3 separate regions of the Homo sapiens genome follow, and regions 2 and 3 are each linked to region 1. A link is a contact called in ENCODE Hi-C or POLR2A ChIA-PET data. All regions are on one chromosome and are shown on one strand. Each heading gives the region's core, a stretch centred on a gene start or an enhancer-like site at or near the end of the contact. The rest is flanking DNA. Distances are from core to core; before and after follow the strand shown. Region 1 overlaps PTGES (prostaglandin E synthase). Region 2 has its middle 15 kb from the start of MIR6855. Region 3 overlaps USP20 (ubiquitin specific peptidase 20).

Evidence for each region. Hi-C counts contacts between places; a loop is a spot of excess contacts on that map. ChIA-PET counts read pairs that join two places held with the same protein, here RNA polymerase II (POLR2A). Pooled maps may share reads with other maps.
Region 2: a map of naive thymus-derived CD4-positive, alpha-beta T cell shows a loop between it and region 1 (9-fold over the local background). The contact joins two enhancer-like sites. A Hi-C loop is called at or near these places in 2 of 168 maps with a recorded cell type or tissue (K562 and naive thymus-derived CD4-positive, alpha-beta T cell) and 10 of 50 pooled maps. POLR2A ChIA-PET finds 5 or more read pairs at or near these places in 6 of 52 experiments (CD4-positive, alpha-beta T cell, H1, Panc1 and 3 more).
Region 3: a pooled map shows a loop between it and region 1 (4-fold over the local background). The contact joins two enhancer-like sites. A Hi-C loop is called at or near these places in 5 of 50 pooled maps. POLR2A ChIA-PET finds 5 or more read pairs at or near these places in 4 of 52 experiments (WTC11, activated CD4-positive, alpha-beta T cell and activated CD4-positive, alpha-beta memory T cell).

Annotation. Positions count from the first base shown.
Region 1 is chr9:129,736,149-129,739,441 of GRCh38, reverse strand. It overlaps PTGES (prostaglandin E synthase), which reads left to right. Exons shown (of 3, transcript NM_004878.5): 3 at 1-1,093. Among named protein-coding and RNA genes, the nearest start is that of PTGES, 15 kb to the left of the region's middle. RefSeq lists an enhancer at 1,751-2,000. Within about 2 kb of position 1,706, at least 29 of the 41 ENCODE cell types and tissues checked have a DNase peak (open chromatin) inside an H3K27ac peak, as active enhancers do; they include CD4-positive, alpha-beta T cell, where a contact is called at or near this core.
Region 2 is chr9:129,883,373-129,886,665 of GRCh38, reverse strand. No RefSeq gene overlaps it. Among named protein-coding and RNA genes, the nearest start is that of MIR6855, 15 kb to the right of the region's middle. RefSeq lists a silencer at 641-890 and enhancers at 1,081-1,130, 1,181-1,862, 1,661-1,970, 1,962-2,256. Within about 2 kb of position 1,470, at least 36 of the 41 ENCODE cell types and tissues checked have a DNase peak (open chromatin) inside an H3K27ac peak, as active enhancers do; they include CD4-positive, alpha-beta T cell, where a contact is called at or near this core.
Region 3 is chr9:129,864,950-129,868,242 of GRCh38, reverse strand. USP20 (ubiquitin specific peptidase 20) reads right to left here. Exons shown (of 26, transcript NM_001110303.4): 10 at 2,862-2,940; 11 at 1-238. Among named protein-coding and RNA genes, the nearest start is that of MIR6855, 3.0 kb to the left of the region's middle. RefSeq lists a silencer at 3,019-3,293. Within about 2 kb of position 1,367, at least 3 of the 41 ENCODE cell types and tissues checked have a DNase peak (open chromatin) inside an H3K27ac peak, as active enhancers do.

The DNA of each region.
Region 1 (3,293 bases), core at 457-2,956:
GTGTGTGTATGTGTGTGTGTATGTTTCTTAGCCCCTTGGATTCCTGCACGAAGTGGCTGATGGGAACCATTTCAAGACAGATTGTGAAGATTGATAGAAAATCCTTCAGCTAAAGTAACAGAGCATCAAAAACATCACTCCCTCTCCCTCCCTAACAGTGAAAAGAGAGAAGGGAGACTCTATTTAAGATTCCCAAACCTAATGATCATCTGAATCCCGGGCTAAGAATGCAGACTTTTCAGACTGACCCCAGAAATTCTGGCCCAGCCAATCTAGAGGCAAGCCTGGCCATCTGTATTTTTTTTTTTCCAAGACAGAGTCTTGCTCTGTTGCCCAAGCTGGAGTGAAGTGGTACAATCTGGCTCACTGCAGCCTCCGCCTCCCGGGTTCAAGCGATTCTCCCGCCTCAGCCTCCTGAGTAGCTGGGATTACAGGCGCGTATCACCATACCCAGCTAATTTTTGTATTTTTAGTAGAGACGGGTTCACCATGTTGCCCAGGAGGGTCTCGAACTCCTGGCCTCAAGTGATCCACCGGCCTCGGCCTCCCAAAGTGCTGGGATGACAGGCATGAATCACTGTGCTCAGCCACCATCTGGAGTTTTAAAAGGCTCCCATGTGAGTCCCTGTGATGGCCAGGCCAGGGGACCCCTGCCAGTTCTCTGTGGAAGCAAGGCTGGGGTCTTGGGTTCCTGTATGGTGGAAGCTGGGTGAGCCAAGGACAGGGCTGGCTCCTCTGCCCCCGCTGACGCTTCCCTTGCCGTTGGCTTTGGATGTCTTTGCTGCAGTCTTCTCTCTGGCTCAGGTGTGGGTGGGAGGGGCCCACAGGAAGCTCAGCCTTCTCCTCCCAAGGTTTGAGTCCCTCCAAAGGGCAGTGGGTGGAGGACCGGGAGCTTTGGGTGACCAGCCACTCAAAGGAACTTTCTGGTCCCTTCAGTATCTTCAAGGTTTGGAAACTGCAAATGTCCCCTTGATGGGGAATCCGTGTGTGTGTGTGTGTGTGTGTGTGTGTGTGTGTGTGTGTGTGTGTGTTTTCTCCTAGACCCGTGACCTGAGATGTGTGATTTTTAGTCATTAAATGGAAGTGTCTGCCAGCTGGGCCCAGCACCTCGTCTTGGGTTGCGCGTTCCTGGTGTTCCCTGCTGCCCAAGCTGGCCTGATGCTCCAGCGCGCTGGGCGTTCTTGCCGGTGACTGTCTACAGCCAGTTTGGCGGGACAAGATCTCTGGCGCAGACACCAACGCGCCCTGGCTGGGTGTTAATCACACAGCAAGCAGCAGCCTCCTGCCTCCCGTTGGGGCGGGTAAGGTGGCATCTGGCGAGGTGAGCCAGGAGCACCCAAATCCTGCCCCGGCCAGGTCACCCCTCCCTGCGGGGCTGCCCCGCCCGCGGGCTGCCATTATCAGCTCCGTCAACCAGGACACGGAGACTCCAGGAGGCCAGCGCCCGGAAGTGCGGGGCCAGGTCTGAAAGTCGGGGCTGCCAAAGTCCCTGGGCGGAGCCCCTGTGCTGCACGGCCTCACTTTCCCTGAACGCCCCCTCCCAGCACCCCGAGGCCGGAGCCCCTCTAACGGATGGGACCTGCCGTGCCGGGGGTTCTCCAGCAGCGCAGGGACCCCAGGCCCCGCCAGAAAGCGCCGTGAGGCCCCGGGTCCCGTTCGGAGCTGAGAGGGGAAACACTGCCCCCTGGTGGTAAGGGGACGCCTCTGTTTTTGGGCCGCGGCGGCTCTCGGGAGAGAAACGGGAAGGGCGCGATCCAGTATTGAGCACCTACTGCTTGCTAAGCGTTGGGCTGGGCATACTAGTTGGATTTTTTTCCAACTTATGTCTGTAATTCAAGCACTTTGGGAGGCCGAAGTTGGAAGATCTGAGCCCAGGGGTTTGAGACTAGCCTGGGCAACAGAGCTAGATCCCTTTTCTACCAAAAAAAAAAAAAAGAATTAGCCGGGTGTAATGGTGCCTGCCTATGGTCCCAGCTACTCGGGAGGCTGAGGCAGGAGGATCGCTTGAGCCTGGGAAGTTGAGGCTGCAGTGAGCCGAGATCCCACCACTGCACTCCAGCCCGGGCAACAGAGGGAAAATGTCTCAAAAAAAAAAAAAAAAAATCCCCAAAACAATCCGAGGCAGGAGGGATTTCCGCTTTCTAGATGAGGAAGGTGAGGGTTTTTAGATGAGAGAGGCAAGGTTCACAGGAAGGAGGCTTGTAGGGGGTGTCTCCTCACAGGGGAGAGGTGACTTGCCTGCTGTCCCTGGGCTCGGACAGTGTAAGGCCAGAGGGAGGACAGATCCCAGGGCAGGGGCCATCCAGGAGGCGAACCCAGCGTGCATTCTTGTTGTTGTTGTTGTTGTTGTTTGAGATGGAGTCTCACTCTGTCACCCAGGCTGGAGTGCAGTGGTGCCATCTCGGCTCACTGCAACCTCTCCTTCCCAGGTTCAAACCATTCTCCTGTCTCCGCCTCCCGAGTAGCTGGGATTACATACAGGCATGTGCCACCACACCCGGCTAATTTTTATATTTTTAGTAGAGACAGGGTTTCACCATGTTGGCCAGGCTGGTCTCGAACTCCTGACCTCAAGTGATCTGCCTGCCTCAGCCTCCCAAAGTGCTGGGATTACAGGAGTGAGCCACCGTGCCTGGCCACAGCAGCGTGCGCTTTTATATTTATATTTTCCTTCCTGGGGAAAGAGGGGCTCTGTGGGCAAAATAACCTGCTGGGAACCCACCGGACCCAGGTGAGCAGGGGCATCGGATGCCCATGGCAATACTGTGAACCTGGGGCGTGGGTGAAGGAGGCGGCCCCCACCACACTGGAGCCGCAGAGACCACGAGACCATGAGGTCCCCTGCCCGGCACCGCCCCTGTTCTGTCGGCTTGTGAGTGCCTCCTCAGGGTGGGGTGGTGCCCGATGCTGGGGTGGCAACCTCATCCTGCCCCCCGTCCCCATGCATGCAGCTCCAGCCTGGGGTGGGCGGGCTCCGCAGGACGGCGCCCGTGATGACCCCAAGGCTCAGCGCCCTGATGGAGGCAGATGGGGCCTTTTAACCCCTGCTGGGGAGCGGCTGCCTGGGGAGGGGGCAACTCACCTGCGGTGGGGGGTGAAAGAGCGGTTTTAAGGGGACCATCCAAGCCAAGAAAGCAAGGAGCAAAGAGAAGAGCTCAGCAGCTCTCCCCAGACCCCTCCACCTTGAGCTTGGGAAGTGGAGGGCGGTGGGGAAAGTTGGGGAGGAAAAGTGTGAGGGTTGATGGTGTGGAGGGGAGATGTACGGAGGGGCGTGGGGGTAGGGGGAGGGAGTG
Region 2 (3,293 bases), core at 221-2,720, 150 kb before region 1:
GCCAGCTTTGAAAATTTCACCCTGGCCTTTTGGGGGAAGATAGGATTGGTTTGTGCCCACACTTCTCTGTGTCCCAAGGGTTTTTTTTTTTTTTTTTTTAGCACTGTTTTAGGAAAACAGTTGTCCAGGAAATGACATATTCGCAGCTACACCAAGTGCAGACCTGGCAGCTCTGCTGATGCCAAGCATCCTCACTTGCGGAGGGCAGGAGGTGAGGGCACCAATATGGGGCCATTGGTAACCTCTAACCACAAGTGCGTGCAGTTGGCTTCAAGGCACCATTGAGAATTGCTGGTTCCCAGTGTGACACAGTGTGGCACAAGGGAACAAGGTGGATCTACTGTTATCCTACCCGAAACCCTCTCCTCTAGGTTGTCAGCAAAAAAGTCCACTTGGGAAGAATATTTCGGGACTGCGCCCAGCCGTCTGTGGGGCGGAGACGGGCTGTCTCCACCTGTGAACCCCCCCATGCCCCACCCGCCCCTGCCGAGCCTTCTCCAAGAGCCGCACCAGCGCTGAGAAGCCTAGAACAGAGCCTGCTGGTTTGGGGCCCCCATTTCCGCGGGTGTGGACATCACAGAGGTCGGGAGCATTGGGGGCGACTAGTTTGTTTTCTGCTGCACTGGGGAAGCCTCTTGAAGTAGGAAGTTCCTGACTCACCGGCTCCGGGGAGGCCACAAGCCTGTGGGGCCGGCTCCTCCAGCGGGTCAGGAAATACCGGCCCGCCCCACGCCCTCCACCCGCCCTGGGCACGCCCGGGCCTGGGAGGCGGCTCCTCCGTCCGCAGAGGTGGTGGGGACCCCTGGCGGGAGCAGACGGCAGAGCGCAGCAGTGGAGGGAGCAAGAAGGGCCCCCTGCGATGAGGAACGAGATGGCGGTGGACAGAGGCAGGATTCGGTCGTGCCCCCAGCTTTTTTTAAATTGAAGCGAAAGACTCAGAAATCGTGAAATGTATGGGACAGCCTGGAAGCTCCACTTTGAACTGCTGCTGCCAGAGAAGGATGGTGGGAAAGAGCCACCATCCAGACGGGTTCCCTGGCTCTGCGCACTCGCCTGGGGGAGGCCTCCTTTTCCCTGGTCCTAAAACGCTTTCCCGATAGGGGAGGCAGGGATCTGTGTTGCCAGCGCCCTCTGAGACCCGGGATGAGCGTGTGAAGGCTGCCAGCAGGCACGTGGCAGCCCCTTGGTGTGTCAGCTGCTTCTCCAGGGTCCCACTGAGTGCCCATTCGGCCTTGACTTGAGCACTCCTGCCTCCCGTTAGACCTCCAGATGGTATAGTGACCTCCGCCGGGGACATCTCCGGACCACAAAAGGTACAGAAGAAGCAGAGGAAGGACCCTATCCTTGTCCTCAGAGCTAAGGGGCCGAAAGCTGTGGGAGGAAACACGGACCCACTGTCCCCGTCGGGGATGGGGAAGGCTCCCTTCCTCCCTGCGGCACCTGCTGGACGGACGTCTCAGCCTAGGACAGGGCCGCATCCCTTCAGTCCGCACAGCCCCTGGCTGCCACGCTGTGCCGAGCCCTGCCCTTGAGAACCTGTTTCCAGTTCCAGCTCTCCACAGGCCCCCTCATCTAGGCTGGTCCCGGGTCAAATCGAAGGAAGGAATGGAGGCTGCACCCTGAGAAACCCTGGGACACCCTTCCAGAACATACATTGCCTAGGCTGTCTACTGCTCCTAGCTTTCCCCAAAGGCGTGTGTTTCTTCTGCGCCCAGCTCACCCTTGCTCCGTCCAGGTAGCAGGTGTCTCTCTGTGTAGGTGAAGTTGCAGAAGGGACGAGCCAGAGGGGGCTGTGATTCCGAAACCTCTGCTCACTTCCCCCAAGGCTCTCTGGGGCTCAAAATTAGGTAGCATTAAGACCCTCAGGATAATTTATGTTTGCACTGAATTTAAAACAGAACAAAGGTAGGAACTACACTTTTTGGGTGGCTGCGCCTTGCAAATGTATTCGGATGCAGGTTTGTGAGCAGCGCCATGGCCGACAGAACCACAGGCAGGCGGCAGGTCTCCTGCAGCCTCCCCCACGGTGCAGGGGCGCCTTTCCGGCTCCTCTAAGAAGCGCTGCTGAAGCCACGCCCTGGCTTAGCGCGGAGGAGGAGCCACCGTGGGGCACCGTGGGGAGCGAGGCCTGAGCCCCGCCTCCCCAGTCACCGAGCACTTCCTGTCCCTGCTCAGTAATCAAGCACAGACTTCAGATCTTGGCATCTCAGTCTGAACTCCTTAAAAGCCAGGTATTTTAAAAGAAACGTTTTAAGGCAAATTGGTACCTATTTCCAGCCCACCTTTCTGTAGTGCAAGAACTGTCTCCAAACCTCCTAAATAAATCTTCCAGACAAAACTTTCATTCTCATTTTCCATGTTCAATGTCAATCACGTGGATTGACACATATCTAACCTTCAAATGTAAACAAAGCCAAAAATATTGCTTAGAGATTCCCACATAAAGACAAAGGTTGCTTTTTCCTCTTCCGGGAACGCTGTCTACAGGCACTCAGCATGGCCCAGTTTCCCAAACCGTCATAGGCTTTCCTAGAATACAGCCTCTAACAGCACTAGGCCGGCCCGAACCCCTGGGAAGAGAATCGTTTACCTTTATACCAAGATTGGGAAACTGCCAAAGTCTGCACATGGCATGGGCCTGGGCTGACTCCGAGGGGTTTGTGCTGTGAGACCTAAAGCTCCTATGAGACTGCCCCAAAGCAAAAACATGTCAGCAAGCGGCCAGGCGTGGTGGCTCACGCCTGTAATCCCAGCACTTTGGGAGGCTGAGGCAGAAGGATCACTTGAGCCTAGGAGTTCGAGGCCAGCCTGGGCAACACAGTGAGACCCTGTCTACAAACAAAAAACCCATCAGCAGTGCATCTGGTGCTTCTGTGTGAACGTGTTCCCGACAGGATCAAGTGTGCCTTCCTCATCAAGGAGCAGAAAGTTGCTGGGAAGGTGTTAAGGGCAGGAGCACAGTCAGAAAGCTCAATTTTAAAATGATGTTTTGGCCGGGTGTGGTGGCTCATGCCTGTAATCCCAGCACTTTGGGAGGCTGAGGCAGGCAGATCACAAGGTCATGAGATCGAGACCATCCTAGCTAACACCGTGAAACCCCGTCTCTACTAAAAATAAATAAAATAAAAAATAAAATTAGCCAGGCGTCGTGGCACATGCCTGTAGACCCAGCTACTCCAGAGGCTGAGGCAGGAGAATTGCTTGAACCCCAGGAGGCAGAGGTTGCAGTGAGTTGAGATTATACCACTGCACTCCAGCCTGGGCAACAGAGTGAGACTCTGTCTCAAAAAATA
Region 3 (3,293 bases), core at 118-2,617, 130 kb before region 1:
CCGTCTCGGCCTGCGAGCTGCCCCCGCCACGCCCCTGCCCGTCACCCTCACCCCGGTCACTGCTCGAGTCACAGGACAAGAACTCATCTTCTGATGGGCTCCGGTCACCCTCCCGTTTCTCATCCGTGTCACTCGAATCTGAGTCCCGAGCCTCCGTCAGCGCCACCGTGGCCACCACCGGCTCCTTGAGCTCCTCGTGCAGCTGGTCCATCAGGCAGCGAAGGAACTCTTGGGTGTCCTAGAACCAGGGGCTGCATCAACAGGGCTCCCCTGGAGGCAGGAGGAACCAGTCTCCAGCGCCCTGTGGCTGATGAGAGCGCCAGCCTCCATCTAGGAGGACCTCATGGGCGCCCCCTGCAGAAGAGTTGCTCACCCCCACAGCGGCCTCCCATGGCAGTCTGTCCTAACCCCATTCTTCTGAGGATAACAGTGAGGACTGGAGAGGCTAAAGGACACCTACCAGGACACACAGCTAGAAAGTGTCAGAGCCAGGTATGCACCTGGGTCCATGCAACTCCCCGGCTCCGGCTCTGAATCTCCTGCCTCTGCTGCAAGCTCAGCACGGGAGGGACAGAGAGGCAGTACCACATTAAGCCCGAGCCACCTTTCTCCCTACAGATGAGACCAGTGGAGGTGGGCAGGGGGGTGGCGGAAGGATGAGGGAGTGTGATGCCAAAAGAGGACTCACCCGAGTCCTGCCCCAAGCCACGCTACCCACAGGCCAGACTGCCTGCATGCTCTACCCTTCCTCTGGCTCCCCCTGCTCCCTCAGTCCCTGTGCCAGCCCCCACATACCCTCACTGCCTGCTCTCACCTTCCCACAGACCTGGTCATGACTCAGTCTAAGCTGCCCCTGCAGGCTGCCTGGGTCTCAAATCCCAGCAATGACCATTTTATCCTGACCACTCTGTGACTGGGCCACCAGCACAGCAGGAAGCCAAGGCAGCAGGGGCTCGGGCAGAGGCGCCCAGTGAGCCCCACTGAGATCTGTGTGCTCACACAGGGGGTGCACTGGGAGGTCAGAACGTGGTGGTGGCAGCAGACCCCAGCAGCTAGCGGGTGCTCGGGTGGTGCTGGGCATTGGAGAAGGACTTGGGTTCCGAGCCCAAATCAGCCCCAGCAGTCCCTGACCTGGTTGTTAGAAGCAGCCCTCAGCCCAGGCTCTGATCCCCAGGAGGCAGGGGTCACGTAGCAGCCAGAGCCAGCCTCATGTCACACATCTGGGAAGAGGATCCCGGCTCTCTCCACTCATGTGCAGGGAAGGGAGGGCTCAGGAGGGACTCCCCAAGGCAAAGTGTCAGGCTCCAAGATCAGAGGAATGAACCACGAGGTTACATTGCATCAGGGAGGGGACACGTGTCCTGTGGCAGGCACGATCAAAGGCCCTTTCAAGAAGAGGCTTTCAATCTGCCATCTACTTCTCTTTCTGGTTCTTCCTTTCAACAAAAGTACTATGTGTTCCTTGCCAAAATCTCAATCCATGCAGAAGCACAAAAGAGTCTTTTGGCCCTTAAGAGGCGCCCGCAGCTGCGTCTACAGTTCAGCCTCAGAAGTGTCCCCACACGATATCCTAAAACCACAGAAAGGGATGCTTCTGCCGGAGCCCAGATGGAGTCCTGCCGCAGCGCATGGCCCTCCGTAACGGCATCCTGACCCAGAGCTGAAAGCCGGCAGGGCGCCTTGCACACAGTCAGGGTGGTGCTGTGCTGAGGGATGGGCTCAGGTAGGCCTGAATGCCATCTCTGCCAGGATGTGCTGTGTGACCTGGGTGAGGGGTAGAACCTCTCTGAGCCTCAGCTCTTTACCTGTAACGTGTGGGTGACAACAGTGCCCACTTTGTGAGACTTCTATGAGGACTAAGTTGTGACCACTTAAATGGTGCTCAGTGAATTTTAGTCATTGTGCATGTTATCACTCCCCAAAAAGAGAGGTGTCCAGGCAGTGCTGAGCTTCTCAAGCAGGAGCCAAAGGCCCAGCAGACTTCATCCTGGGACGGGACAGCAGGCAGGGGGTAGAGGGCGGAAGTTGTCCCCACATGACTGCCACTCCGTCCATGGTGCTCATTTCAGGCAGCACAAGAGGTGACCCAGCCAGGTCCAGCTCTGCCTGCAGGCCTGGCATGAAAGCCCAGGCTGTGGGCCATCTGGGGCAGGAGGCTGGAGGGCAGGAGCCATCAGCCCGGGGCTGAGGTGTACGCGTGGCTGCACTCTGTCTTGGTCTCATTATTTTATAAAATAGAAAAATGTGATTGGTTTCAAAAGGGTTCTCTAGATTTAAAAAAAATTTTTAATCAAACTTTTTACTTTAATAAAAGTGAAATTTTGCCTGTGGTTTGGGGAAATGAAACCCTGTGTCATTTTGGGTGCAACGCGGAGGCCCTGCAGCAAGGTTGCCTGGGTTCAAATCTCCCCTCCGCCGGGTGCAGTGGCTCATGCCTATAATCACAGCACTTTCGGAGCCTGAGGTGGGACGACTGCTTGAGCCCGGGAGGTCGAGGGTGCAGTAAGCCATGACTGCACCACTGCACTCCAGCCTGGGTGACAGAGTGAGACCCTGTACCCACCCTCCCCCACAAAAAAAAGAATTCCCCTCCACCATTTACTAGCTGTGTGGCCTGTGCAAGTGGCTCGGCCCCTGAACCTCAGTCTGTCCATCTGTGAAGTGGGGTTAAATGTCAGCAGGTTGCTGGGAGGCTCCACTGTCCTCACACGTGTGAAGGGCTTAGGAGTGAGAGCCTGGTCCGTGAGACCTGCCAACCAGTGCTCAGCTGCCATTGCGATTTTCCACTCTGGTTTTGGCGTCAAAGTCAGGCCTGGTGGGTCATGGCCTTGGGTGTCCCCTGGGCAGCTCAGATGGCTTACCTGCTGGGCATAGCCTCGGAACATTGGGTTGACCAACTTGATCCCATGAGACAGACTGGTGGGGACCACGTAGCTTGGCCTGTAGGAAGCCCAAACCCATTAGTCCAGGTAGCCTGCCTTGAGCTGCTCATTCCCGAGAGAAGCAGGCAGCCAGCCCGTCAGGCTGGATCAGAGTGTGGCGTTTCCTGACATTTGGGGAGGGGCCTACTCAGCCAGGAGCCCCAAGAGGCTCACACATCTCTACAGACAAGAAGAAAATGTCAAGTCATAGCTGCCTCAATTAAGCAAAGAGCTCAAATAAAATAGCATCATTTCCTTCTGGTGCACAACAAACTCGCCTAAACATGATTTGTTTTCATTCTGAAACACTTACTGTGGTTTTCTCATTTCAAAAGTAAGACATGTTCATTATTGACAAATCTAAAATTTCAG